Linked DNA regions of Mus musculus: region 1 is linked to region 2. Evidence: chromatin loops called from intact Hi-C (ENCODE). Cell type or tissue: heart. All regions are shown on one strand. Links, peaks and the distances in the headings refer to the core of each region. The heading gives the core; the rest is flanking DNA.

The links. Hi-C counts contacts between places; a loop is a spot of excess contacts. Peaks named below come from ENCODE experiments on the same cell type or tissue, not always from the same donor. Only the 100,000 strongest peaks of a DNase experiment are listed, where the experiment ranks them.
Region 1: a loop joins it to region 2, with 5 times the contacts of the local background. A loop is called at or near these places in 2 of 42 quality-filtered maps.

What each region holds. Positions count from the first base shown.
Region 1 is chr3:136,696,371-136,712,081 of GRCm38, reverse strand. The region is part of intron 1 of Ppp3ca (protein phosphatase 3, catalytic subunit, alpha isoform); the gene reads right to left. Among named protein-coding and RNA genes, the nearest start is that of Ppp3ca, 34 kb to the right of the region's middle. In heart, for the core only: a CTCF peak has its summit at 6,988; DNase peaks (open chromatin) are centred at 7,031, 7,401 and 11,241; H3K4me3 peaks cover 525 bases.
Region 2 is chr3:136,603,510-136,619,220 of GRCm38, reverse strand. No RefSeq gene overlaps it. Among named protein-coding and RNA genes, the nearest start is that of Ppp3ca, 59 kb to the left of the region's middle. In heart, for the core only: no CTCF peak of the experiment used is centred there; DNase peaks (open chromatin) are centred at 8,760 and 9,210.

The sequences.
Region 1 (15,711 bases), core at 3,812-11,811, 93 kb before region 2:
TGAAATAAGTCTACACCATGTTTGTATGTTGTGAGTGTGAAAGTCAGAAGACAGAGTCAGAGCCTCTAAGCCTGGAGTTATAGATGTTGCGAGCCACCATGAGGGTGCTGGGAATCAAACATGAATCAATCCTCTGCAGAAGCAGTGAGTGCTCGGAATCAGTAAGCCCTCACTCCAGGCCCTGTCTGCCCTTTAAATGACTATCTTCCTGTTACATGGGTCTGACGAGTTTAGCTGTACTCTGCTCTCTACTGTTTCTGTAGCCAGAGCACACTGCTGATGCAAAGCTGGGGGACCAGGATTCAGGAACCAGCTCTGAAGTTCAATCGCTCTGTTCCCATTTAATTGTGTAGCCTGTACCAAATGACTCCTCCAACTTTCTCTGCTGAGATACATGCATGTCCAACCTGAAAACAGGGCCGAATACACATAAGTATAGAAATAAATACAGTGCAATACAAAATCATAAACTTAGGTAGAACATGATGGCATTTGCAGCCAATGTCATTAAAAACTGAAAACTCGGGCTTCTCTTACAGTAAACTAAAGTAAGTCAACCATATGTTTAGTCCATTCATTACTAATTGTAATTGTAGTAACTGTCAATAGCATACATAGCACAAATGCAAATGGTTGGATGGATGGATTCATGTATGAGGTGGGCAGATAACAGAAAAATCATAAATTTATAATTAAATTTTACACATCAGAATTTTTTACTTGTAACCATTGCTTTGAAATAATGAAAGGTGCTTGTGTTTTATAACACCACACTATATTGCACATGTAGTAATGCTGCCACATAAATGAACTATAAATTAATTTAACTTTGACCACAAGAAGTCTCCTTTTTTCCTTTTCTTTTCCTTTTTTTTTTGGTTTTCTTTGTTTTATCACTGTGATCAGCCACATTTGCACGAGCTTCACCATATCATCAAGACCTGGAGAATGTGGCTTCATGGCAGAGCATTTGCCTAGTAGACATGAGACCCTGGATCCAGCCCCCCAGGACAGTAAAGCAAAAATGAATAAATGATCACACTGGTGTCTACACAGTCCTACAGTTGATGAATTAGAATATTTGCAGTCCTCTCGTTAGAAGACTTACATTTGCCCAGATTAATGACTGGCACTGAGCCTGCAAATCTGATAAAGATAATGGTCGTTGCCTTGCAAAACCGGAAGAAACAAAGTAAAGTAAATAAATGTAACAGGCGATGACAGTGAATACAGTCTATACAAGTCATTTGGGTCATAAGAATCAAAGACGCTAAACTATCACCCCACTGGGTGATATCTAACAATCTAACTAGCAAAGATCAATCTACATACAGATTAAAGTTTGCAAGCTGTCAAGTCAAACTGAGAGTCTATAGTTTGTATTCTCTGTATCTAGGAAATGTGAACCACGGTAGCATTGTAAAACATTGGAAAGGTTATACAAGATCAGTCAGAAAACATGTTTGGATCAGAGACTCGCAAAGCCTTACCTCTTTCCTGGGGATTTCCTGACAAAGGGCAAGATCAGCTCAAAATGTAAACTGTGGTGACAGTCACGGTCTACTGGTGAGAGAGAAACGGTCATGGAGACGGGTCAGTTGTTCTTTTCTCACATAATTCTGAAAATCACTATAAGGCTCATCTAATCATTTCACATGATGCTCTTAAATGTTACTCCGGATTATACTGTCTGCGGGCTTCCCCAAAAAGAATGGATCCCTGGATAACTGAGTCCTCCAGGGACAAGATTAGCACTGCACCTATCACTAACTATTGAGGAAAAGAAAAAAAGTATTAACTTTAAAACGCCATTTTTAGTGTTTTGTTCTGTATAGTGGACCAGGGATAGGAAGGCTCTATCTGATTCTGAGAAGATCAGACAGGAGAGGCTTGGAAAAAAATAAAGAAATAAGGATTTTTTTCCAACTGAAAAACAAACAAATAAATAAATAATTTTGATAAACAATTTAAGACACTAAGATTTTACTTTTAAAACATTTCAAACATTGTGTTACCACCATCCAAGACAATGTACTCTCAGATGCCAACAAGCTGAACATTCTGCAAAAATATATACTTATATTCAAATAGTTTTATATAAAGTAAGTCTTACACACATACACACAACCTCTAATGTCACATAAAGCATCAACAGTTTTTAAGTGTCCAAGGTTTACTGAAACTGCAAAAACCTGACTGATGTAATAACATCAACATCCAATAACAACACAACATTCGCTGCTTCCTATCAGGCCATCCATATCACATATCACAATAAAGTTGTGAGCCACGAGACCAAGTGAAGACCATTTGAGACCCAAGTAACACAGCTAAAGGCAAGGCAACACCGTGGATGTCCTTCTAGAACGCCCCCACTCTTTAAAGAGCATTATTGTACACACCTTACATAGTGCTCTCTCTTTACGCCGAGTTGGATTTTTAAAAGCAGTGTTAATATTTTAAAGTCATATGTGAAACCAAAGGCAATTATCAATCATCAAATTAAAATAAAACAATGTAAATTAATAAACATTTGCTGAGCTCAAGGTCCATTTAATTTAGTTTGGGCAATATCTTCTCTTTCAGCTCCAAAGATGCACAACTGTAAGGCTTTTCTTCGAAAGAGAAATTTCACTGGTAAATGGTAAATGCTCCCCAGACCTAGGAATCAAACGCTGTTGCCTGCCTCAGAGTAAGGAAATGTTAAGTCAAGTCTATAAATGCTTGAGTCTAAACCAAGGACATTAATTTACTCAGTTGTTTGTGCCAGAAACATTTCCTGAGACCTTGCCGAGATAAGGTAGCAGCTCTGTCATTAACTAACTGTGCAGCCACTGTCACTGAGTGACAGGTCAGTCACTCAGTTTGATCCTCTTTAAATGTCGACGTATCCTCATCTTGAGGGTACTGACTGGCATCAACACTCTAAGAAAATCAAGCTGCAGTGGTAAGTCATCATAAGGATTTTAGTATCAGATAAATCAGAAGAAATGAGGGTCAGCTTTCTAATTAGCATAAATCAGCTGTATAGCAAGAGCTACAGCTGTCAAAGCTATCATCCACATGCCCAAGAAAACACCCATTGCTTGATTTTCTGGATCTTGGTCAGTTACGTTAATTACAGTGATTATTTCAAGCTCCATCCATTCACATTTCAAAAATATTTTTTAGAAACTTATTTATGGTGTGTGTGTGTGTGTGTGTGTGTGCGTACCCCATAGTATGCACTCATGTTAAAAAGAGAGGCCAAATTTCTGGAGGTGGTCTTCCCCTTCAACCATGTGGATCAAAGGGCTGCCAAGCTTTGTCCCAACTGCCTTTATCTAATGAGCCACTTCACCAGCCCTGTTTGCTGGTTTGCCTAGCACTATGCTGTCTTCTGTAAGTAGAAGTATCTTCTTGTGACTAAACGTGTGCAGCTCACTTGAAGGGTTTGCAGACACCTTCACTGGGATATTGTAATAATCCTTTCCTAGATTTTACTCCTTAGACTGTCTTTGATTTTACTTACACGGCTAATTACATTTAAGACTGCCCACTGAATGATTTGATGGCTCTCCTGTTATTGCAGTGTTTGGTCACTTGAGGAGACTTCCCAGTGTACTGGGCCTTGCTTCCCCAACTCTGCCTCTTTCTGTGCAGACCAGGGCCTTGGTTTGCAGATGTTAACTCCTAGTACAAGGTCAACACTCCACTTTAGTTTCAGTTTCATTTCCACTAATGAAGACTTTTTTTTTCTTATTTATGGCTTTTAAAATTAATGCAATAAAAATCTGAAAGGAAAACATTGCCTTAAGTACAGGTTTGCTCATCTAAATTCTTCATGCTATGACTTGAAACATTTAAAAGTGAAATGTGTCCACATATCTAGCAGGCTTTAACTAAAAACTTTCAACTAACTTAGTTATTCAACAGGTTCTACAATCTGCATTCAATTACTTAATTTTACTAGCACAAGAAAGAATATAAAAGCACAGTTTCTATCGCGACCTTACATTTTGTAACTAGGGAAACAAATTTTAAAATGCCTAATAAATGTTCCTTAGTTTTATATGCCACAATTTATATAAGGCTGCCTAACTTTTAAACAAACCAGTTAGTCTGACCCAATTTAAAGAAAAACATTGAGGCTATTGACAGTTAACTGAAATGTCAAGCCACTTAAGAAGAAAGCTATTAGTAAAACAAGGGTGAGCTTATTAGCACTTGTGAAAAGCACAATAAATAAACAATGGGGCCCATTCAGAGACCTGAACAGAGACAACAGAAACCAGTTCCCTCCTGGGCAACAGTCTGTTTATTTTATTTGCTTATCAGATATCAGAGCAAATGATCCCATAGGCTTCGACTGGCTTAAAACCATCTCCAGGCTTCCAGGAAGGGACTCTGTGGGTTTCCAACAGGGGGGCTGCTCACAGGATCAGGACAGAACCCTAAAGTATCTGAGGCTATTCAAGGCATCCTTCACTTACCTGCATCTCTAACACGTCCAGTGGTGGTTTTAAGAACAGAGCAGGAAGTAAGGTGCCTTTCCAACAGAACTCTAGAAGCACTAGACAGAAGGTAGTGATATTTTGGAAAAATAGAGCAACTTTGTTTCTCACCTTGGGGAAAGGTATGAAAAGAAAAAAACTGGGCACTCAGTCATAACTGAAGTGTTCTAGAAAACCAACAAGCAACCAAGGCATGCACTGTAAAATGTTCTTTTAATGATGTCATCTAGGGTTAGGCTAACTGATGAAAGTCTCTGTTTCTTTTATAGTATAAACATGCAGAGAAAATTATAAATTCCCCTTTTTCATATAGAAAGAAAAGGTAATGATACTGTTTGAAGAAGATAAAAGACGTGAAATATCATAACTTCCTAGTCAGAGGCTGTTTAGGATTGAACACATTGGCTACAATCCTCTTACTTTAAAAGGGAAGAGCAGCAGGTATTCAAGGGAGGAAGGGCTAATATATCAATAATAAAGGTCTTAACACGGTGTTTCCAGCATCTAACAATAAACTGGGTTTTAATGGTGTATGGATGGTACAACATCAAATGCGTTCCCCCTTGGGGTTTTCTAGGTGCTTTTCATGGCTCTCAAGCGTGACCCCTTCTTCAAAAGATGACGAGATATTGTCCTTCGGTACCTTCAGGTTTCATTGCTGATTAAGTCAAATCATTTCAAAGCTTTACAGGACGCCCTGAGGAGGAGACATGCTGGAATGGCACATTTAATTCCTGAATGTTTGTGTAACCAGACATCCACTAGGGCAGTGGTTCTAAACCGTTCTAATGCTGTGACCCTTTAATATAGTTCCTCCATGTTGTGGTGACCTCCAATCATAAAACCATTTCGTTGCTACTTGTGCCTGTAATTTTGCTACTTTTATAAATAGTGGTGTAAATATCTGATATGCAGGATATCTGATATGTGACTCCCCAGTCCCCGCCCCCAAGAGGTTGCAACCCACAAGTCCGAGAACTGCTGGGCTAGAGGAAAAGGTTTTAACTTTGCCCTGTCAAAATGACCCAAGGCAGTCAACCACAGGTTCAAATTCAAAGCTACAGATTCTGGAGTCCAAGAAAGTTAGCCCTTTGTCCTCTCTGTGGGACAGCCTATCGGTATGCTCTGTTAGGATGGATGGGGTTTCTGGAGTCGTTGGCTGTCATTAATTTAATTGCATACTGGGGCAGCTAATTAGGGAAGGCCCTTTTCAATTTAAGAGATTCTGCCTCAGGTGAGGCTGGAGACAGTAGCCAACTTTCACCTCACACCCCTGCTCCCTTCTGAATCAGAGCTCTGTTCTGAACACCTACTGCTCCTTGGCTGGAATGTGCCCGCCTCCTCCACCGACCACTGACCACAGAGGACCCTAGGGGATGCCACAAAACACAGGGCTCAACTGCTTGGTGGCAAGGCCCCATGAGAATGAAAGCAAATTTTCATCTATGAAACTAACAAGGATGTACGAGCTATAGGAAAAGTATCTATGGCAAGTTATCTATCTATCTATCTATCTATCTATCTATCTATCTATCTATCTATCTACCGGCGCTCTTACTTTCAGGAGGAATTTAAAAGGAAGAGAGTACATGAAAGATCATTCCAACCTGAAAGGAAAGTAGTCAGCAGAAGCAAAACAAAAGAACAAGTCCTCTGAGCTACAGTTCCCTCCCTTGGCTGTACTTCTGGAGGTGACTAGTCCTGCCTTACAGACTGGGTGCTGCCTTCTCCTTCTACTGCCGGCTTTGTTTAGCTATCTGCATTTCCTTTGGCTAGAATTATACTAAGATAAGCAAGATAAAAATGGAGTCCACATCTCTGAGCTAATGCAGGACAAGCAGAAACTGTCCCATTCCTCAACTAAAGAAATACTAGGTATCAATGACAGCTGGCCCTCTGGGTACTGAATGGAGGGGCAGGACTGGAGATGTCTTAAGAGCTCTTAAGAACACCCAATGTTGCCTAACCAAGTATGCTAGTCGAACATCAAAGTGAACACACAGGGATTGAAATACCAAGTACCAGCTCCCCTCCTTTCATTATAAATCAAAATGCCGGCTTCACCTTAATGATATACCCAACCCATCTTTGGTGCAAGACAAAACTTTCTGATGGCGATTCTCCACCATGTCAAACATTTGTCCTGTGCCAAAGGCTGACACTGCGGATTCACCTCCCTGGTCCACAGAAACTTAAACATGAAGAACACTGTCGTGAAGATGACTAATTGACACATACCAGGGGTCAGGGGCTGTTGTTAACTCAGAGAAATAACTCTGACAGTGTAGTGTAACAGCACAAACCCAGAAGGCTACACAGGTCATCAGCTGAAGATGAATCTTTGAGTCCACGGATCAAGAAACCAAGGCCCAAACACTAAGCAACTCTCTGCCCACACCACTTGCTTTGACTATAAAACAAAAGGTTTTGATCTTAATTTCCATAAGGCTCTAAAACGGCCACCTGTCCAGGATCTGAAATGGTAATCCAAGGTCAACTACAGAACAAGTCCCTGGTGGCCACTGTTTTTCTTACATTTCTAGCCCAGCAGATGTGCCTGGAAGCTGGCTGCCTGTGTCAGGAAACCCTCTCCTGAGCAACTGCTGCCTAAGCTTTTTCTCAGACCAAAGAAAGCAGGGAGGCTGAAACCCAAGTCTTGATCGACCTTTTTAAAGACAAACTTCTCATTTGTAAAAATTCTGTTCGCTCTCTAACTCTATGAGTAGAGGTGCCCCAAATACCATTTCATAAGAATCCTTCCTCCCTGGACATCTATTGACTCTGTTATCTAAAAATAATTAACGATAAAGAAAGCACAATAGTTCCTGAGTAATCAAGGGAGAATTTCCGAATTGTATCTTAGCGTTCTGAGCCTTTTCATCTGCTGGGTGTGTCCCGAAACACTTTAACAATACATCTCGAATGACTCACGTCTGTGTTCCAGGGACTCCGGGGTGTGCTACTATTAAGATCCATAAACCGAAAGTCTGGCCTGCAATGGGACATTAGAAGTAATTTATCAAGATCATCTATACTTTTTTCATTGCAATGTCTCCAGCCTAGGGAATTTTTAAAAATGATTTTCTTCCAAGATAACTGTGACAAAAGAGTCCCCGATTTTTAAGACCAGGAAAAACAATAACAACAACAACAACAACAACAACAAATTGTTGAGCAACAGGAGCATATTTGCGTAATGCACCGGCAGTGCCTATAGCATGCTGGGCTCTAGTTTCCTCCCAATGCTACGTTACACAATGTTCATAAATCCCTTCCTATGTACTAATTCAAAATTATTGTGATTTATAAAGTTAGCCAAAGTTAACCTGCAATTATAAAAAGCTTCATTATTCTAGGAAAGTTAGCCTTCTGAAAGGTTAACTTACACACAGATACTCTTGAGATTACAATTTTCACCTTGGGGAAATTAACCAGAAAAAGGAAGCCTGAGTCTTCTAGAAGGAGTTCACCCAATATCAGCTGATTTACTCTCACTCACCTTCCAGACTCAAGAACAAGGCCTTCCCTAGCCATGATTTATTCAAACAGAAGGAGCGAAAACAAAGTTGCTCTTGGTGGAACCCTGGGCCTTCCTGTGGCTGTAGCTGAAAGGGGGCTTTTATTCCTGGGGCTGTTATGAAATGGCAATTCTTCCAACTTGACAATCACCCATAAATAATAGAATACAAGCAACACAATCCTTCCACAATGGGGGCCAGCAGGCTTCTGAAACAGTTGTGCTGTGATGTATATTTCATATAAACACCTGAAGCACAAAGAACCAATGGGGAGGCACCTCAGTCCGTCCTACAGACCCAGGTTGTTCTGGAGTTTGGAGAAAATATTTCAAAATATGGTCAACTCAAGCAGTAGTTACAAAATAATAATAATAATAATAATAACAAGAACAACAGCAATGGCCCTGCCTGGCAACACAGAAGCTAAAGCATTTACGAATGCAGTCTGCCAGGACATTTGGAATGGTTCTTGTTGTACATCTTTCCTAAAGATGCCAAGCCCCCCTCCCCCTTTAACAATGAGAATATGGATTTCTGATATGCTGATTCTCTTCTCTTTGTAGTTTACCTAAGGTTGTTTACTGACCATAACAACTGAGGGATCAGGTCCTCTAATGTGTAACTGAATCCTGGGTGTATAAACACACACACACACACAAACAGAGAGAGAGAGAGAGAGAGAGAGAGAGAGAGAGAGAGGGAGGGAGGGAGAGAGAGAGGGAGAGAGAGAGGGAGAGAGGGAGAGACAAAGACAAAGACATATTGACATAGAAATAATATATGTAAAGCCTATTTTTAAATAAATAAAAAAGATCATGGTACTCATTTACGCCTAATGCTACAACATTCCATACAAAAGGGTCAGTATACAAAGATTCTTTGACTACGAACAGTTAGGAAAACTCACTTGGCATGTTACCTAACACCTACTTCAGATGAAGGGAGACATAGGATGTAGTGTTAACTGTGGCAGTCCTCACTGTTGTGTTTACAGCAGTAAGAAGAAAAGTGTCCCATGATTAACTTCCTGTTTTTCTACATAGAAGTCTACTGCCCACTGCCAAGATTTTTTTAATCCTTAATCATTAACACAATGCATCAAAAATAAAAACAAAGCTTAAGCTCTAAACATGATTTCTCAGTAGTCAGTAATAATTAATATGCCCTATTTTAATATTAATTTGATTCACACAAATTTTAATAGTCATTGCAGAAAAGGACTTTTCTCTGAAGAATGAAATAGGCCATATAAATTCCACTTAAAAATAATAATTTGTTTGATTTGAGAATAAACTTACGTGCTGCCAAAAAAAAAAAAAAACCAAAAAAACCCCCCAAAAAACAAAAACAAAAACAAAAACAAAAACAAACAAACAAACCTGCTTGGAATAACTAATGAAAAATTTGGTGTAGTGAAAGCAGACTTTTTTTTACTCATAATCTTATAGAAAAAATCAGATATTCTTGACAAGATAAAATTTAAATATCAGCAGATTATTTGAAATTCAACATCTTAAGATTTTAACAAATGGAACAGTGAAAACTATTATCTTAATTAGTCACAGCAATAAAATAAATACCTTATCACTTCATGAATTCCTATCTTCCTTATAGCCCACGTACAGGTATAATTCCAACAGAACATGTTATGTTTTTTTGTAACTTCTGAGACCACAGTGTCACATCCTCTGCTTTGTGCTTCTAGCATGTTCCCAACACAGACATAAGCTTTCTCTTCTGTGTCCCTGAGGAAGAGAAGCCAGTTTTGTTGAGTGTTCCTATGTGAAAGGACACTAAGTAGAATGTTATGGTCTCCCTTGGTCTTTATAAGGATGCTTATCTGCTTCAGAGCTTAACCTTAGCCATTTAAAGAAGTATTTAATCATTCTAGGAATGGAAGCCACCTGCAGTCACAGAGCCATTTATGAGGTGTCTGGTCCCCAGTTCACGCTACATGTCTCCATTCCAAGGCAACCGCAACCATGGAATGCCCCTGCTTCAGGACGTTTGTGCTGATGGTGAAACTTAGGTTCTGAGTACACTCCTACCTCATCCGAGCCAGCTAGGCCATGTGGACTTCCAGGGTTCCCTTTCCACTGCAGATGGGCTTGATAACACACAGAAAGTCTCCTTAGAGCTGTCTACACTCAATTCTACCAGGACCTGACTGAGACAGATGCAGATACTTAAAGCCAGCCATTGGACTGAACCCAGGGACCCCTATGGGAAGAATTGAAGAGAAGAATTGAAAGAGCTGAAGGGGATTGCCATCCCATAGGAAGAACAACAGTACCAACTAACCAGACCCGTCAGAGTTCCCAGGAACTAAACCACCAAACAAGGTCCATGACTCCCACTACATATGTAGCAGAGGACTGCTTTGTCTGGCCTCGGTGGGAGGGGATGCTTTTGGTCCTGTGGAGGCTTGATGCCCCAGAGAAGGGGATACTAGAGGGGTGAGGTGGGAGTGGAAACACCCTCTTAGAGGCAAAGGGGAGGAGGGAAGAGGGAGGGGGACGTGCTCACGGAGAGGGGGTCCGGAAGAGGAACAACACTTAAAATGTAAATAAATAAAATAATTAATAAAAAATGAAGGTCATCCTATGTTTAAAACATCTGAATGAGACTCAACTACTAATTTTAAAAAGAAACTACCTGACTTCAGGGCTATAGGAGACAAATGGTCATCATAGGATGATGGGTTAGACAAGAGTCGCGGCAGGAAATGAGAGATCTTAAGCCATCCCAGCCCTGCGGATGCACCACAGATGCCTGAACCTGGATACAGGAGATGCAGCATCTTTGGCATGGGAACCATGTGACCATAAGAGATCCAAGGAATACACAAGCATCACCCAAAATGGAGTCCAAAAATACACAGCTGGTTGCGGTCCTGAGAAGCCTTTGATGACAAAGTGTAGAAGGTACATCTGGCTCTCCTCCCAGCCCCATGCTCCCAGAAATAAGACTCAGACTCAAGATAGATTTACCAGTACCTTGGCCAGATAGCTAGGTTCTTCTCTGACTATATCACAACTTAAAATAACCCATTTATTCTAATCTACATCCTGCCACATGGCTGACTACCTGTGCTCAGGTACCATGCATTTGTCTCCTTACATCTTCAGGTGCCTGGCTCTATCCCAGAATTCTTTCTGCTCCTCCGTGTTCCACTTTCTATTTCCTGCTCTGTGGTGGTGGCCATCAACCCTCTCAGTCTCACGTGAGCGGACTACACAGCTTCCTCCGCAGAAGCCACTAAGTAAACACCTCTAGAAGAACGATCTATTATTAGCAAAATGCTAATCTGTTAGGAGCAAAATCAGAAGTCCTCCGCGTTGCCTGGGTGCGTTAAGACATTAGCAAACATCTTGTGAGTGGCTCTAATGAGAAAAGAGGGTCAGATAACACGATACCAACCCAGCTGACAAACGAGTGTGTGAGAATGAGGGCAGAGCCTGGTCCCAACCATTGTCTTCTGTGAACACTGCATCTGGGTGGGACACTAGGGTGAGGGTGCCAGAGAAACACTAGTTAGAGACCTGGATTCACTGGGAGAGAAAGCAGAACATATCTGTACTTTTAGATGTATTAAATGCCCAAGAATGCATCCTCGATTCTATATGCAAAACTGTGACGCAATCCAGAAAGTGAAGGTAATCAGACATTTGCCAGAGTCTGTGATCTTCAACACTAATTTTGGCAGAGATTAGCGTTGACATTTCAACACATGTTGATTTTCAAGAATAAGATCTTAAAGGGGATTTCTTATTTATCACATTTTAATTAAGTACATATTACCAGACAAGTTACCAAACAATTTAATTTTCACAATAATCCATGCTGTTGGCTGTCCTATAAAGTACAGTGGCGTTGCAACACCTCTCATCATGCATTATTGAAAATGACTTAATGACACACATCTAAAAATATATGTCAAAAGAGCAGAAGGGCACGGGAGAGAAGGCTTAGTTAGCACTGTGTTTGCCTTGAACCCAAAACTCCAGAACCCAAACAAGAAGGAGGGGTGTGACAGCATGTGACTATAGTCACAGCTCTGGGGGAGGGGGGTGGCAGAGACAGGTGGCAGAGACAGGTGGCAGAGACAGGTGGCAGAGACAGGTGGGCAGAGACAGGTGGCAGAGACAGGTGGGCAGAGACAGGTGGGCAGAGACAGGTGGGCAGAGACAGGTGGGCAGAGACAGGTGGCAGAGACAGGTGGGCAGAGACAGGTGGCAGAGACAGGTGGCAGAGACAGGTGGCAGAGACAGGTGGGCCTAGGGTTGCTGGGCAGACTTGTCTGCTTCTTGGTTTCTGGCCAGTAAGAGCCCCTCACTTAGAGAGAGAGAGAGAGAGAGAGAGAGAGAGAGAGAGAGAGAGAGAGAGAGAGAGTGTGTGTGTGTGAAACCTGAAGCATGACACCTTAGGGTATCCTCTGACCTGCACAGGCAGCCACAGACTCCAGAGAATATAAACACTTTCACTTGATTTTTCTCTTTCTTTCTTTCTTTCTTTCTTTCTTTCTTTCTTTCTTTCTTTCTTCCTTCCTTTCTTTCTTTTTTTTGTTTTTTTGTTTGTTTGTTTGTTTGTTTTTTTTTCGAGACAGGGTTTCTCTGTGTAGCCCTGGCTATCCTGGAACTCACTTTGTAGACCAGGCTGGCCTCGAACTCATTAATCCGCCTGCCTCTGCCTCCCATAGTACTAGAATTAAAGGCGTGTGCCACCACGCCCAACTCACTTGATATTTTCACTTGAGCCACACACACATACACACGCACACGCACACACACACAAATGGAAAACCTAACACTAACTTTCAACCCATTCCTATTACTGAAAACCTCCATGCCTTGAAACCACACCTTTAGCAACGTTGACTAGTCCCTCCTTCCATAAGAAGTGCTGCACATGGCACAATGGACCTTATTTGCACTTTTCCAAAGCCTGGCTAGAAACCGCTGGTTCTTGATTCTTGTTCTCAAGTTTAACAGCTCCATTTATGAAGGCAAAACCCGAGTCCATTAAATAGCTATTGCCTCTATGTAAGATCCTGAAACTAGCCTTAAAACATAAAGATGCAGTGCTAAGAACACAGTACTCAAGCCCCATGAATTCCTTCAAGCACAGGGCTGTATTCTCTTGCTTTCTGGCATGACTATTCCAGAAGTGATCTCTTCAGTTTGCCTACAGATTCACCATATCTGTGTCTCTAACATGTTTTGTCTCCTGGAGACTTTATTTCTTCTATGCAAGGACATCATTTGACAGGAACTCCTAAGGCTTGAAGAAAAATAAAACAAGGGAAATAATTAAATTGGTTAGTTCACTGGACATGCCTTTAACTCCAATACTCAGGGGGGATAAACAGAGACGAAAGAGTTCAATTGACAGCCTTGGGTACATAAGAGCCATGCCTGAACAAACACACAAGTAAATGCGTAACAATAATAAATAAATAAGCAAATAAATAAATAAATAGGTGGACAACAAATGTAAATTTGAGCTCTGCTCCGTAATTGTGCCAAATCTTGCAAATCTTTGCAGTTGTGCCTTAGCACTCAAGGTGGACTTGTTCCCAGATCTTGAAGACACCAAGCTCTGCAGGCGTTCACCTTCTTTATATATAAAAAAAATGGGCTGGTGTTTCTATGTAACCTGTGCATATCCTTCCATACAGTCTGAGTCATCTGTAGATTATTTGAAAGGAATACAATGCAAACACTGAATCATTAAAGCTTATTGTTTAAAGAACAATTACAAAATGGGGGCCGGAAGGAGTGGGGGGACCCAAGCTTATACCTATGGCATGTTTGTGGCCCAAAATTCACACTGAAACCCAAGTGTTAAAATGATAGCAAAAGAGGTGTGACCTTAGGAAGATGAGCAGTTCATGAGGACAGAACCGTTGTGACTAGAATTAGTTTTCTTACATACACAGCCCACTGAGCTACCAAACCCATGCAATAGTCAGTTACAGTGAGACATCTCTATGTACAGGGGCCCTTCCCGATACCTCAACCATGCTGGCACAGTGATCACAGACTTCCTGCTTGCAGGGAGGCAGGCAAGCCATTTCTGTTGTGCCCAGATCACAGTTTAAGATGCCTGATTAGAGCAGATTAAGGCACACTGTAACTGGTTTTGCAGAACAGGAAACTGTGACTAAAGAAGGTTAAATAATTTCCTGAGAATGTGCAGTAAGTAGGAGTCAAAGTCACAGCCATGCCCTTTCTCCTCTGGGTATCTTGCCAGGTCTCTTTATCCACTGACATTTCCATGAGACAATCAATGTCACTCATTAGGCGTAACACTGGGCTTGGGGGAGTGAATTACACAACCATGAGAGTGTTCACTGGCCTTTTTGTACAGGAAAGGAACTATATCTCTTAGAATAACAATATCTTAAATTAAGACAAAAGTTTATCTTACACAGAGACTAGGTTAAAGTAAGTAACTACCTTTACCAGGGTAAGACCACAAAATCATTATCACATTTCCTTTTGCCTCATCACCTTATATTACCTGATCACTTTATATTCTCTAGGATGGGACTCTTATTAGTGTGGTCCAAATGATTTCCAGAGCCTCAGCCATCACCTCTATGTTCCATGAGCCAGAAAAGCAATCAGGAAAAGAAATATAGCACCTCTTCCTTATATGGATATATTCTATATGTAACCGTCAACACTCTCATCACCTTACACTAGATAGACTTCACCTCCAGGACTCAGCTGACTACACGGCAGACTTGGAAATGTGTGGTGCCTTCTGGCTGGCGGGAGTGGGGGGTAGGGAAGTGCTAGATCAAATTCAATTCTAGTATTATTATTCCAGAATAAAAGAATGGATACTTAAAGGTAATATCATAGATCTGCATAGGAATTTGCTTGTATTTCCTAATTTATTTCATAATATTTTCGATCTTTCAAACAAGTTTGAGGTAAATAGGATAGAGTCAAGGTAAATTTTTAGGAAGAATATATTACATTTTTCTCATTATAAGAAAAATCAAAATGGCTGATGCAATTTTCCATTTGGGAGCGTTGTTTCCAATGTGTATTATGAAGAACTAATGTTTACTAAATGAAATTAGCAGCCTTACTCCAGAGTCTGCTCACAGGAGACTCCATTACATGATCACTACGGTAAATTTCTACCAATGATAATGTACTTGAGTCTAACAGGTATTTGTTAGCCAAGCTTTGGGAAGATCAAGCGTAAATGTCAAAGTAGAGAACACAAGAAAAAAAAAAAAAAAAAAAAAAACAAAATTGTCAAGAAATTAGGCATGAATGCTGCTTCAGCTACCAAAGCAATCTGGACCTCTGTACATATGAATGTCCCCAGATGCTCGCAAGCATGCCCCAGTTAAATCATCATGACAAGACAGTAACAGATTGGTGCATCTATAGCCTGGGCATGGGCAGGCATCCTTGGACCCTGCTGCTGCCTACAAGTCTGGCTTGTTCCCTGGCAAGTCAGTTTGCAATGATAATGCAGAAGAAAAAAGTGAGATCAACAAAGTAGCCACCCAAACATGCAGGTTTCTTAAAAGTGTTGGAAGAAGTTTGGGGTGGGAGTCCATACAACCCTGGAAATGCCCTGAAAATTCTCTATTTTTCCCTCCTGTCCATGCCCCCATGATGTTCACCCCATCTTCCTTCTCCAACACCTCTCGTTCAAAACCATTTCCAATTTCC
Region 2 (15,711 bases), core at 4,253-12,252:
AAAGGATAATAACAGAAAAAAAACCAATGCAAGGACGGGAACCACGCCCTAGAATAAACAAGAAGATAATCCCTCAACAAAACTAAAAGAAGACAGCCACAAGAACAGAATGCCAACTTTAACAACAAAAATAACAGGAAGCAACAATTACTTTTCCTTAATATCTCTTAATATCAATGGTCTCAACTCCCCAATAAAAAGACATAGACTAACAGACTGGCTACACAAACAGGACCCAACATTCTGCTGCTTACAGGAAACCCATCTCAGGGAAAAAGACAGACACTACCTCAGAGTGAAAGGCTGGAAAACAATTTTCCAAGCAAATGGTCTGAAGAAACATGCTGGAGTAGCCATTCTAATATCGGATAAAATCGACTACCAACCCAAAGTTATCAAATAAGACAAGGAGGGACACTTCATACTCATCAAAGGTAAAATCCTCCAAGAGGAACTCTCAATTCTGAATATCTACGCTCCAAATTCAAGGGCAGCCACATTCATTAAAGACACTTTAGTAAAGCTCAAAGCACACATTGCACCCCACACAAAAATAGTGGGAGACTTCAACACACCACTTTCATCAATGGACAGATCCTGGAAACAGAAACTAAACAGGGACACAGTGAAACTAACAGAAGTTATGAAACAAATGGACCTGACAGATATCTACAGAACATTTTATCCTAAAACAAAAGGATATACCTTCTTCTCAGCACCTCATGGGACCTTCTCCAAAATTGACCATATAATTGGTCACAAAACAGGCCTCAACAGATACAAAAATATTGAAATTGTCCCATGTATCCTATCAGACCACCATGGCCTAAGACTGATCTTCAATAACAACATAAATAATGGAAAGCCAACATTCACGTGGAAACTGAACAACACTCTCCTCAATGATACCTTGGTCAAGGAAGGAATAAAGAAAGAAATTAAAGACTTTTTAGAGTTTAATGAAAATGAAGCCACAACGTACCCAAACCTATGGGACACAATGAAAGCATTTCTAAGAGGGAAACTCATAGCTCTGAGTGCCTCCAAGAAGAAACGGGAGAGAGTACATACTAGCAGCTTGACATCTAAAAGCTCTAGAAAAAAGGAAGCAAATTCACCCAAGAGGAGTAGACGGCAGGAAATAATCAAACTCAGGGGTGAAATCAACCAAGTGGAAACAAGAAGAACTATTCAAAGAATTAACCAAAGGAGGAGTTGGTTCTTTGAGAAAATCAACAAGATAGATAAACCCTTAGCTAGACTCACTAAAGGGCACAGGGACAGCATCCTAATTAACAAAATCAGAAATGAAAAGGGAGACATAACAACAGATCCTGAAGAAATCCAAAACACCATCAGATCCTTCTACAAAAGGCCTTACTCAACAAAACTGGAAAACCTGGACGAAATGAACAAATTTCTGGACAGATACCAGGTACCAAAGTTGAATCAGGATCAAGTTGACCATCTAAACAGTTCCATATCACCTAAAGAAATAGAAGCAGTTATTAATAGTCTCCCAGCCAAAAAAAAGCCCAGGACCAGACGGGTTTAGTGCAGAGTTCTATCAGACCTTCAAAGAAGATCTAATTCCAGTTCTGCACAAACTATTTCACAAAATAGAAGTAGAAGGTACTCTACCCAACTCATTTTATGAAGCCACTATTACTCTGATACCTAAACCACAGAAAGACCCAACAAAGATAGAGAACTTCAGACCAATTTCTCTTATGAATATCGATGCAAAAATCCTAAATAAAATTCTTGCTAACCGAAACCAAGAACACATTAAAGCAATCATCCATCCTGACCAAGTAGGTTTTATTCCAAGGATGCAGGGATGGTTTAATATATGAAAATCCATCAATGTAATCCATTATATAAACAAACTCAAAGACAAAAACCACATGATCATCTCGATAGTTGCAGAAAAAGCATTTGACAAGATCCAACACCCATTCATGATAAAAGTTCTGGAAAGATCAGGAATTCAAGGCCCATACCTAAACATGATAAAAGCAATCTACAGCAAACCAGTAGCCAATATCAAAGTAAATGGAGAGAAGCTGGAAGCAATCCCACTAAAATCAGGGACTAGACAAGGCTGCCCACTTTCTCCCTACCTTTTCAACATAGTACTTGAAGTATTAGCCAGAGCAATTCGACAACAAAAGGAGATCAAGGGGATACAAATTGGAAAAGAGGAAGTCAAGATATCACTTTTTGCAGATGATATGATAGTATATATAAGTGACCCTATAATTCTACCAGAGAACTCCTAAACCTGATAAACAGCTTCGGTGAAGTAGCTGGATATAAAATAAACTCAAACATGTCAATGGCCTTTCTCTATACAAAGAATAAACAGGCTGAGAAAGAAATTAGGGAAACAACACCCTTCTCAATAGTCACAAATAATATAAAATATCTTGGCGTGACTCAAACTAAGGAAGTGAAAGATCTGTATGATAAAAACTTCAAATCTCTGAAGAAAGAAATTAAAGAAGATCTCAGAAGATGGAAAGATCTCCCATGCTCATGGATTGGCAGGATCAACATTGTAAAAATGGCTATCTTGCCAAAAGCAATCTACAGATTCAATGCAATCCCCATCAAAATTCCAACCCAATTCTTCAACGAATTAGAAGGAGCAATTTGCAAATTCATCTGGAATAACAAAAAACCTAGGATAGCAAAAAGTCTTCTCAAGGATAAAAGAACCTCTGGTGGAATCACCATGCCTGACCTAAAGCTTTACTACAGAGCAATTGTGATAAAAACTGCATGTGGTATAGAGACAGACAAGTAGACCAATGGAATAGAATTGAAGACCCAGAAATGAACCCACACACCTATGGTCACTTGATCTTTGACAAGGGAGCTAAAATCATCCAGTGGAAGAAAGACAGCATTTTCAACAATTGGTGCTGGCACAACTGGTTGTTATCATGTAGAAGAATGCGAATCAATCCATACTTATCTCCTTGTACTAAGGTCAAATCTAAGTGGATCAAGGAACTTCACATAAAACCAGAGACACTGAAATTTATAGAGGACAAAGTGGGGAAAAGCCTTGAAGATATGGGCACAGGGGAAAAATTCCTGAACAGAACAGCAATGGCTTGTGCTGTAAGATTGAGAATTGACAAATGGGACCTAATGAAACTCCAAAGTTTCTACAAGGCAAAAGACACCGTCAATAAGACAAAAAGACCACCAACAGATTGGGAAAGGATCTTTACCTATCCTAAATCAGATAGGGGACTAATATCCAACATATATAAAGAACTCAAGAAGGTGGACTTCAGAAAATCAAATAACCCCATTAAAAAATGGGGCTCAGAACTGAACAAAGAATTCTCACCTGAGGAATACCGAATGGCAGAGAAGCACCTGAAAAAATGTTCAACATCCTTAATCATCAGGGAAATGCAAATCAAAAGAACCCTGAGATTCCACCTCACAGCAGTCAGAATGGCTAAGATCAAAAATTCAGGTGACAGCAGATGCTGGCCTGGATGTGGAGAAAGAAGAACACTCCTCCATTGTTGGTGGGATTGCAGGCTTGTACAACCACTCTGGAAATCAGTCTGGCGGTTCCTCAGAAAATTGGACATAGTACTACCGGAGGATCCAGCAATACCTCTCCTGGGCATATATCAAGAAAATGCCCCAACTGGTAAGAAGGACACATGCTCCACTATATTCATAGCAGCCTTATTTATAATAGCCAGAAGCTGGAAAGAACCCAGATGCCCCTCAACAGAGGAATGGATACAGAAAATGTGGTACATCTACACAATGGAGTACTACTCAGCTATTAAAAAGAATGAATTTATGAAATTCCTAGCCAAATGGATGGACCTGGAGGGCATCATCCTGAGTGAGGTAACACATTCACAAAGGAACTCACACAATAAGTACTCACTGATAAGTGGATATTAGCCCCAAACCTAGGATACCCAAAATATAAGATACAATTTGCTAAACACATGAAACTCAAGAAGAATGAAGACTGAAGTGTGGACACTATGCCCCTCCTTAGAATTGGGAACAAAACACCCATGGAAGGAGTTACAGAGACAAAGTTTGGAGCTGAAATGAAAGGATGGACCATGTAGAGACTGCCATATCCAGGAATCCACCCCATAATCAGCATCCAAACGCTGACACCATTGCATACACTAGCAAGATTTTATCGAAAGGACCCAGATGTAGCTGTCTCTTGTGAGACTATGCCGGGGCCTAGCAAACACAGAAGTGGATGCTCACAGTCAGCTAATAGATAGATCACAGGGCTCCCAATGGAGGAGCTAGAGAAAGTACCCAAGGAGCTAAAGGGATCTGCAACCCTATAGGTGGAACAACATTATGAACTAACCAGTACCCCGGAGCTCTTGACTCTAGCTGCATATGTGTCAAAAGATGGCCTAGTCGGCCATCACTGGAAAGAGAGGCCCATTGGACTTGCAAACTTTATATGCCCCAGTACAGGGAAACGCCAGGGCCAAATAGGGGGAGTGGGTGGGTAGGGGAGTGGGGGTGGGTGGGTATGGGGGACTTTTGGTATAGTATTGGAAATGTAAATGAGCTAAATACCTAATAAAAAATGGAAAAATATATATATATATATATATATATATATATATATATATATATATATATATATATAAAAGAAAAAGCCAGGCTAGATGGTAACAGCATCTGCTTAGTACAGTGATACAGTAAAGCATTGATTTTTTTTTAAATTTTTATATTTATTTGTTTACTTTGTGTGGGTGCATACAAAATATTTTTCATGTGGGTCTTGGGGGCACATTTTAAAGAGGTTATTCTCCTTATCCACCATGTAGTTTCAAGAGATCAGACTCAGAATATCATGCTGGGTGGAATTTCTTTTTTACCTGCTAAACCATGTCACCTGTCCCTGGACTTTTTTTTTTTTTTTTTAAACAAGAGCTGCCATTTGTCCCAAACTGCAGGAACTGCAGAAACAAGTTGACTCTCAATATTTCCCAAAATCAATGAATCTTTTCTTTTCTCTCTGTGAGAACTTTTATCTTAAATGCAATGGTCAAAACAAGGAAGCCCTGTTTAGAAACTCAAGGCAGAGCCAAGGCACATATTGAGATTAGCGATCAGTTGGCTTCACCTTGCCTTGACTTCTGTTTTTCTCATTTGTTGTCATCCATGTGTTTCCTCAAGCAATTTCCTAAAAACAACATTTTTATGACAGTTCATATTCCCTGCAATTTCCATCCAGACTAATGTACCAGTGTGCAAATCAAATTTTAATATGATCATGTACATTATAATAGGAAAAAGGGAATGGTTATTCAATAAGTGTGGCACACAATTAACTGTTAGGGCTCATTCGCATTATTTAAAACCTGTGCAAACAAACAAATAAACAACAGAAAAAATGAAAATGAGAGGATGGATGGGAAATGAAGAGGAGTGAAGGGAACGAAGGGAAAGGAGAGGAAAAGGCAAACAAGCAAGGAATTGGGAAACTGGCACAGCATCGTGGAAAAGCTAGTATTCTTTTTAAAGACTCCTACTTTTTAAAAAGCAAAACAAGTTTTTTAAGAAACTACAATTAAATAATGGCCTGGGGTGGATAGGTGGCACATCAGAGTACTTGTTTATCATGACCAGAGTCTCTGGGTTTGATCCTAGTATTCAGAAAACAGCAGTAGCAAAAGCAGAAGTAGCAACAATAACAGAAACAACAACAGCAGCAGAAACAGCATCAGCAACAGCAATCACAAAAACAACAGCAAAAACAAAACCAAAACACCCCCAAGTCCAAATCAATAAAAGTATTTAAAGCTGAGAAAACAAAACTGGTCTGTCAAGATCAGAACATTAGTAAATAGCACACCATTATGTGAGAAAATGTCTATGATAACTACACTAACTAGGGGTTTAAGTGCTGCAAATGTAAAGGTTTCCTAGAAAATAGCTTTAAGAAAACAGTTGTAGAATTGTTTCTAGTTTTGGGAGGTCAACATTGAAAATGTGATGAAATGTTTCCTTTTCTTGGGATAAAGGAAACTAAAAGAACATGCCACTTGAACGTAAACTTAGAAAATCTAGAATGTATTATGTAACACAAAGAATTTAGACAAAGAAAAGTAATATTCACCTGTAATATAAATTGTTAGAAAGCATTTAAATGATTGGTCATATTTAAAGTAATATAAACCCACAATTGAAAGATCAGGTTTGTATAAAGTAATAAAGACCTTTGTGTTCAACTATCCAATGAAATATAGGAAATCACACTTGTGGCTCTACCTGATATGCATTAATTTAGAAACTGGAAAAGGTGCCAAGGCCATTTTGATTTCTGTTAATGTTTGAGGAGGATTGACGTCTTGTGATATTAGAGACATACAATGTTTTCAAAGAATATGTAACATAGCAAAATCATTATAATTTAATACTAAGTGACCAAAGGAGACTAATGCCATTTCTCTCTAGCAACATCCTAGCTGGATTGTGTATCACATGACTTCAATTTTGTAAAAACACATCAATTTATTTGTAAAATCAACATAATTTCTAAAGTGTTATGATCATTAGGACAAAGTATCAGTCAGAAGCAACTCAAAGGAAGAGAGGTTGATTTCGGCACATGGTATCAGAGGTAGTCCATCATAATTGGGGGGGCACAGTGGAGCAGCTCAGTCTGTGGCAGAGTGACCATGAGGTGTTGGTTGCTTGCATGCCAAAAGATCAGGAATCAGAGAACAGGACCCAAACGGAGGTAGGTTAAAAGAACAAACAACAACAACAATAAACAACAACCTCCAACCATGTACCCCTAATGACATGTGGCAGCCAGGACCAGGGTTGCAAAGGTCCTATAGGCTGTAGAAACAGCCCTACTAGCTCTTTTTTCCACTGTTTGTGGAACAAGTACTCAGACCATGAATTTGTAGGGGCATTAAAGATCCATATCAGAACTAATAAATATAAATACACATACGAGTATAGTCTAGTGGAGCAAATGCTATGTGCAATGTGTCAGAGGAATTAAATGTGAGGAACTTTTTTGTGCTTTTGCATATTTCCCCATTTATTTCTATGATGGTTTATTTTTTATATTTCATAAGAGACCTTAAGACTTTCTCTCATTTCTGTATGATACTTGCAAAGCTCCAATCCCTATCTTTGCTACAACTGTAGATACCTATTAGCCTTCAAAGACACTACTCTCTTTTAATGGTCTCACTTTACAACAACACGTAATAGCTTATCATTTAAGAAAACTATCATGTGGTACTTGGGTTGAACCAGCCATAGGATGGCAGGATGTGGCTGCCAGAGAGTGCTGTGTATCTTCGGCAGGAACCACATCCTCCTCCCACCAGTTCTTTTTATAGCTAATGGCAGTGCCTAGGCTTCTGGCACTAAAAAAAAATTCACATTTTTAAAATTGATCTCATATCCTCACTTTTTTTTTTCCGTGAGCAATTCGCAGGATAAGCTTAATACAGAACATAGGGTATCCTGTTTATGAGAACAGTAGGTGTTAGGGATTCAAATAACTACGTTTACTTAGCTAAACTGGATAAATATGAGCAAGCTGTAAGAATAACAATCAAACAACAGTTGCTTGTTTTGTTAGAAATGATCCATCCTTTGTTATCTCAACGGAACCCTCAAAATTCTTGTCTGTTAGACTATAACTTACAAAGATCAGTCATGCCAAGGTCTAACCTGTTCTAACAGAACAATGAATTTAGCCTTGCTCACAGTAGTCTTTTGTTTTGTTTTGTTTTGTTTGTTTGTTTTTTGTTTTTTGTTTTTTTGTTTTTTTTCTTCAGGCAGGGTTTCTCTGTATAGCCCTGGCTGTCCTGAAACTCACTCTGTAGACCAGGCTGGCCTCAAACTCAGAAATCCACCTGCCTCTGCCTCCCAAGTGCTGGGATTAAAGGAATGCGCCACCACCGCCCGGCTGTAGTCTTAAAAGCTCTCGGGTCTTGTATGTTATACAAAAATAAATACTGAAACAGGTGTCCCTTGTGGACATCACTGGATCAAGATAAGTTTTGGCTTCTTGCTCATGTTTACATACACAGAAGATTAAACGGGAGCCTTAGCTCCTTTAAATTGACAGCTACCCTCTCTTTGGGAAATTGGTACCTATGAAAGAGCAACTTCCATGTTGTGACTTTTCTGAAGTATATTCTAATGTCTGAGCATGTGCAGAAACAGCTACAGTTTTGATGAATTGTGATGCTATAGAACAGCGATACACATTTAAAAGTCCAATATTCTCATGGAAAAGGCAAACAGATATAATTTTATACAGTGATGTTGAAATGAAATCCATTTATTAGACTTACTCAGTAGCAACAAAATCTTACTTCCCAAGGTCTGCAGTTGAAACTGTGGATCACCGTTGGGCAGCCCATGAATTGTGAGCGCTTAGAAGCTGCCATCTGTGTGTAACAGCCACACCCTGGGGTTTATTACCAAGGTCGTTTTTATGACTTTCTACAAATGTGCTTTGTGTCTCTGAGATGTAGTTATAAATGTTCGACTCTGTCTGGAAATCCACAGAAGGTCTCCAAAGGAAACCTCAGGGAAAGTGTGGAAACTGCCCCAGGTAAGAGAGGCGGAGAGAGTGATATACAGAAACTAGAACAAAGTTAAATAAGCAGAGGCAGGACTGGAAGCCTGGTCAGAAATGAGAAACAAATCACCTGTGTTTTGTCAACAGTGGCTTGGCAGCCAGAATAGGAAGGACAGAGGAAGTTAAACCCATGCTGGTGTCCAGAAGTCAGCTACAGAAAGTGAACCTCTTGGGCCAGATGGTTTTATGGCCTTTGTAAACAATAGATTTGCATAATGCTTCCTCAATAATTCTGTCAGGAGCAGCAGTGAGCTTGAAAACAATGCCCAACTGTGTGCTTTCTGAATGGTCAGCTTTCTAAATGCCCAAATGCGCATAAAGGGGAAATTGGGATGCTGGGTAGAGGATGGAGTTGGTAAATAAAAGGCTTACTCAGGCCAGTACGAGCAACTACTAGATGTCCCAAATGCTGATGCTCGGAAGTACTAGGCTGCTCCTGATGATCATATTATAAGCTGATCATCAAAGTCGGGGGTGGTGGGGGAGGGCTTCTCCGATTTCAGGCTTTGGAAGGTTTCCTTGTTTGCACTGATTTGTAGCTTCCTGTGACTTTTAATTCTGAGGCTTGGCTGGCTGCCATCTGCTTCCTTCTTAAGAAGAATCAACAAACCAAGTTGTTTTGAATTCTTTCCTACTACACACGTGCATCCCTAATGACCTCAGGATGTGGGACCTTCACAGGCTGGAATATAACCCTCTCTTTCAACAAGTTGGAAATCCTCATCGAACTCCTCCATCTCTCTATTTAACCTGACAACAGTTGGGTGATTGCTCTGTTGGCAACTGTAGATTTCTCCTGCACATAACCTGAAAAGGAAATGGCCCATGGAATATGGTATCAGTGATACACTCACCAAAACAAGGCACAGTCTGCTCCATAACAAGGTGATGGTCAGATACTGTTCTGAAGGAAAGATTGACAGATTCATTGGCCTTGCTTAGACAGGTAACAAAGCCCATACAACAGAACTTTAAGAACTACGAAGACTGGCAAGAGAGAGCTATGGAGTCTGCTGACATGATGAGCCTACTGTGTAACCAAGTCCTTATAGCACATTGTCTTATGCTCCAGAAAATGGGAAAAGGCCACAAACCATCTGGAGCGATCCTCTATCGCCTGGATTTCAAAGGAGAGCAAAAAGAATAAATTAAAAAAAAAAAAAAAAGAAAAGCACATTTAAGGAAACACTCCTGATTTTTCAAAGTGGGTACCCTGGATTAAAGTGTAAGAAAATTATAGGGTACACACGAAATATCATCAGCTCTGTTTATTTCACAGGGTAGCAGGTTGGGGGTCTGTGCTAGTCAGCTTTTATTGTCAAACTGATCTAATCTAGAATGATCTGGGGAGAGGAAACTTCAATGAAGAATTGCTCAGATCTAATTGCCCTGTGGCTCTGCGGCCAGATCCAGGAAAGACAAACTTGATTGTTGTAGGAGGACCCTGGGCATCCCTGAGGACTTTACATGAGCCAAGGACTGATCCATAAGCAACATTCCTCCCTGATTTCTGCTTCAGTTCCTGCCCTCCTGTCTTCTCTCAATGATGACCTGTGACCTGGAAGTATAAGCTGAAGTCATCTCTATCCTCCCTTACATTGCTTTTTATCTGACTGTTTTATCACAATGATAACGCAGACAAGAACAGGGACCCTACGTTAGTTTCCACAGTGATGCTGTTCAATACAAAACACAGCAGGCATCACATGTAATATAAAATTTTCCTGTATCAATGTTAAAGGTGAAATAAACCATGTGATTAATATTATAATACAAATTATTGAGTTCAATAAATATATTTTGATATATTTTATATTATTTGTATTAAATCTGAAATGTAGCACCTATGTGAAAATGTATAACACATCCCAGCTTGTATTAGACACAATAATCCAGCTGGCTACCAGGTATATAAATGTGTATATGTATATGTACGTATATATATTTGATATATATTATCTATCTATCTATCTATCTATCTATCTATCTATCTATCTATCTATCTATCTATCTTGGTATTACCAGGGACAACTCAGTTCCTTACCTGCTCCAGTGCATACATGAACTATCATCACTTTGTAGTCTGATGGATATCTTCATTGTTGGGAAATCTGCCTATCCCCTCTTCTTGTCTTGAAACATGTTGCTATTTTGGCAACATATTCTTGCAGCTGTCAAGACAGAGGCAGAAGGCAGGCAGAAGGGCTTCTCTGTTCATGGGAATGTGTGCTTTCTCTAGGAAATAATACAAGGATTTGGAATAATGCTTGAGCTTGATGAAGCACAGTCTTGGGTCTTCCATAACATCATGAAAAATGACAGTATCACCTGTTCTTGTATACAAGAGCATACTTGCATACATGCTAGCAGGAGGGACCTACAATCTCATAGATTAACTTTTGCTGTTTCTGCATTATTCTGATTTATGGTCTTTTGAGTCAGGAAGAACAAGGTTTTTCAACAAAGGAAATAATAACAAAATTCAAGTGGGAAACCAAATCTTAATTATAAATAAAACATACCAATTTAAAATAAAATCAAAACAAAAACCAATACTAACAAAAAAAAAAACCATAGAAAAAGCAGCAGCTTTCTAGTCCTGAGCTGTTCAAAGCCTGAATGGGATCCTGAGATATATATATATATATATGGAAATATTGTGCTATTATGTTTCTTAGCTTGCTTTTTGAAAATGCCGTCATGTTATTTTAATTTAAATTTTTCCATTATCAACACAGATGACTTTATGTCTGTATTTGTCGTAATTTAGATTTTTCCTTTTGTGACTTTCTGCATTTTCTCTCTAAGTCTTTGACATTTTTTTTAAAATCCATTTTGGATACAACTAACCAGATGATTGTTATTGTCCATGTGTTTTTATACTTTCTTTGTCTCTGTATTTTTAGTGCGTTTTGGGAAATGTTCTTCATTTTAATTTAGCCTGCACTGCCAAATTTCCTTTCTACATTTCTTGCTCTTTGTACATAAAATTCCTCCCTGTGCTGGAGTCATGAAGCTATATCCCATATTAATATTTTATTCGTTTACTTATTTATGTGCCTCATACCTAAATATTTCATGCCTCTGGAATTGACTTGTATGTGGGAAGGTAAATAATGATTGGAGGCATCGTTTTGAACTGAGTATTGTGCGATGCCCCCAGAGGCCAAACCAAAATGTAGTCACTCATGCTTAGTGCTGTCAAACTGAAGCTTAGAGGAAGTTGGTAAATCCACAAACTGAGTAGTTTTCCCTAAAAACAAGAGATTTGAAGCACACAGTAGGAAAGAGTCTTGGCAACTTGGACAGGCAATGGAAATAACTTAGATATAAAAGAGAGGGGTGGGGAGGTAAAGAATCACAATTTTTGATTACTTTTTCCTTTTTTTTTTTTTAAATGTGAGCTTATTTGTGTGTGCATGCATTTAGAGACCAGAGAGCGGTCTTCAGAGTCCTTCCCTAACAGCAATCTACCCTGCTTTTTGAGTTAGGGTCTACCAGTGTTTAAGAATTAGCCAGCTAGGCAAGGCTGCTGGTCAGCGAACCCAGGGATCTAGTTTTGGGAGTACCTGTTAGGCAATCCCTTATGTTGCTTTTCTTAAACATGGATTCTGGCAATCCAACTCAGGTCCTCACACTTGGAAGGCATGCACTTGACCAACTGAGACGTATCACCATCATTTCTTAATTTTTATTTTATTTATTAGAAGCAGTTTCATGAATTATATGATTGTTTCCCTTTTCCTCAACTCCTTCTAGATCCTCCCCACCTGCCTACCCACCCAACATCATGCTTTTTCTCTCTTTCAAACAAAACAATAAAAGTATCTTTTTCATGCTATTTTGTTATTCTGTCTCTGCTCAAACCACCTTTAAAAAAAATTGTTCTGCTGTGCTCAGTGGTCTCCTGATTTTAGATGGGATGCTGTCTGCTCTATGAATCTCTAAAGCCAGTAACATCTTCCCAATAAACTCAGTAAAATCATGGGTTGATCTTAAAACTCTAACTGTGCTTGGTAGTTGTGGTTTGAATGTGCTTGGCCCAGGAAGTTGCACTATTTGGAGGCGTGGCCTTGTTGGAGTAGGTGTGGCTTTGATGGAGGAAGTGTGTCACTATGGGTGTGGGCTTTAAGTCCCTCATCCTAGCTGCCTGGAAGCCAGTCTGCTCCTAGCTTTCTCTGGATAAAGATGTAGAACTCTCACCTCTTCCAGCACCCTTCTTGCCTGAATGCTGCCATGCTGCCTGCTATGATGATACTGGATTGGACCTCAAAATCTTTTAGTGAGCCCCAATTAAATTTTGTCCTTTATAAGAGTTGACTTGGTCATGGGGTCTCTTCACAGCAATGGAAACCTCAACTAATACACTAGTTGAGCACTAAATTGTCAGAATACCCTCGACAACCACTCTTTCTGCACCTCCTTCTGTAGCAGTGGCCTCTCTTTCTGCACCTTCTTCTGTAGCAGTGTGGCCTCTCTTTCTGCACCTCCTTCTGTAGCAGTGGTCATCCTGAGCATGCAGCCTCTGTTTTCCATTCTGAGGTTTTTTTGTTTGTTTGTTTTGTTTTTTTTTCCTTTTGACTTTTGTTGTCACTTATTCTTTTCAAGTAAGTTTTAGAATCTATGTGTGACTTTTCAGAGTGAGTATGCCCATTTGGAAACAGGTCTTGATAGTTGTTCATAAAGGTCGTTGTTCTTTGAAGTCTCTCCAAACATGCTTAGGATGGTTTTGTTTCTTTGTTTTCTGACACACAGGATCAGATTGGTGATCCCATGCATTTCAAGGAACCACTCTTATACTGTACTGTATTTTAAATATTCTTTAATGTCTCTGTTCAGGTGATCCTTTGAGCATTTTACACAATGCATTTTGATCATTTCATCTCTGTATCCTTCCCATTAGCTCTTCCCAGATTCACCCAACTTTTACACCCCTCTTAAACTTACCCCCTCCTCCTCCTCCTCCTCCTCCTCCTCCTCCTCTTCTTCTTTTTCTTCTTCTTCCTCTTCCTCTTCTTCTTTTTCTTCTTCTTCCTCTTCTTCTTCTTCTTCTTCTTCTTCTTCTTCTTCTTCTTCTTCTTCTTCTTCTTCTTCTTCTTCTTCTTCTTTTTCTTCTTTTTCTTTGTCTTCTTGTATTACCCACCACATTCAATTTGTGCTGATATTTCTAGGCAATGGGCAATTTACTGTGGTGGATTCACCCTTAAAACAAATGGTTTCTTGGCCATCTTCCATGAATTTTTAATAGCTCTTTATGCTAGAATGTTGGCCAATTTGGCCTTGCACAGGTCTTGTATAGGCAACCACAGCTGCATTGAATGCAGAAGTACAGTTGTCCTCTCATGGCCAGAGACAATGTTTTTTCCCATCCTCCTCAACCCCTGACTCTTATAATCTTTGTGCTTTTGTTTTAGATTTATTTGTATGTTTATAATTGTGTGTGTGTGTGTGTGTGTGTGTGTGTGTGTGTGTGTGTGTATGTGTGTGTGTGTATGCATGCATGAGTTCAGGGGCCTGTTGTGGCCAGGAAAGCACATCAAATTTCCTAGGAGCTGGAATTACAATGGTTGTTAGCTACCTTGTATGCTAGGAACTAAGCATAGGTTCTTGGCAAGGGCAGAATGTATTAATTTGTTTGATTGATTGATTGAGTCTTCTTTCATACATTATACCCTGATCATAGTTTTCCCTCCCTCCACTCCTTTCAGTCCCTCAACCATCTCCTTGCTTTGACAGATCCACTCTTCCTTTGGAAAAGTCAGACATCCCAGGATGTCAACTCAACATAGCATAACATATTACAAGAAGACTAAGTATCTCCCCTCCTATCAAGGGTAAACAAGTCATGACAGTAGGAAGAAATGAGTTTGAAGAACGAGCAAGAGTCAGGAACACTCCCTAATCCCACTGTTAGGAATCCCAAGATACTCATTCATAACATATATGCAAAGGACCTAGCTCAGACCCGTACAGGGTCCATGTTTGTCCCTTTAGTCTTTGTGAGCTTCTATGAGCCCTGCTTAGTTGACTCTGTGGGCTGTGTTCTTGTGTCCTCAACTTCTCTGGCTCCTACCATCCTTTCTCCGCTCTTCTTCAGGGTTCCCAGAGCTCCTAATGTTTGGCTGTGGTCTTTGTCACTGCATTTATCAATGGCATCCTGTGTTCTTGTTTGCTGGACTACCTCACCTGCCACATCAGGTTTGCACTCTTCTTACTACTTATTCTGTGTTGTTATTGTATATTTTACTATGCATTTTAGCTTTGTTAGCATTTTCCTCGTGAATATTAAGGCTATGCAGTACAATAAAATAAACATTCTTCAGAGAAGCCAGGAGACTCCAACAATGAAAGTATTAGGATCAATGGATTTGTTACAGTTTTTCCATCATAGAAAACAGAGTAAAGGCAACTAGCCTCAGTGTTCTCTGCTTTGTACCATTCTAGAGAAGAGCAACAGGAAGGTGAGGCTTAGCTTGGACAGGGTCAGATCAGACAATGCCTGAGTTCCTGCCTGCCTCGAGAGTAACTTGCTCCTAAGAGGCACAACCCCCAGGGTCCCTCATTGCATTGGTATGCTTTTGAAGAATGTTAAAACCAAAAGTACAGAGCAAAATAAATGCTGCATTTCTTTTAAGAATAGTAAAGACTATTCTTGAACTTCTATTTTCTAATAATTTATCTGTTAATTATTTAGGGGGCTTAAATGTGTATATATACACAGACTTTTCTATGCTTAAAATGGGGTTGAATTCCAATAAAACCAGTGTAACTTGCAAATCTTCTAAGTCAAAGCACAATTGGTGTACCTAAGCTTTTCAATGTCAAAATGCACAATGCCTTGTATCATGGAGCAGCTGCAGCATCTGCTACCCACGGACTGATGGAGAGCTGAGGATTATTTCTGAGGATCCCCAGCCTCATGAGAGTATTCCCATAGTGTATTGCAACCAAGGAAAAGATAGAAATTCAAAATTGGAAATGCACTTTGCACTGGGTAGATATTGCTTTCGTGGCATGTTAAAAATGAGGAACTGTAAAAAACCAATTTATCATCCACAAATAAT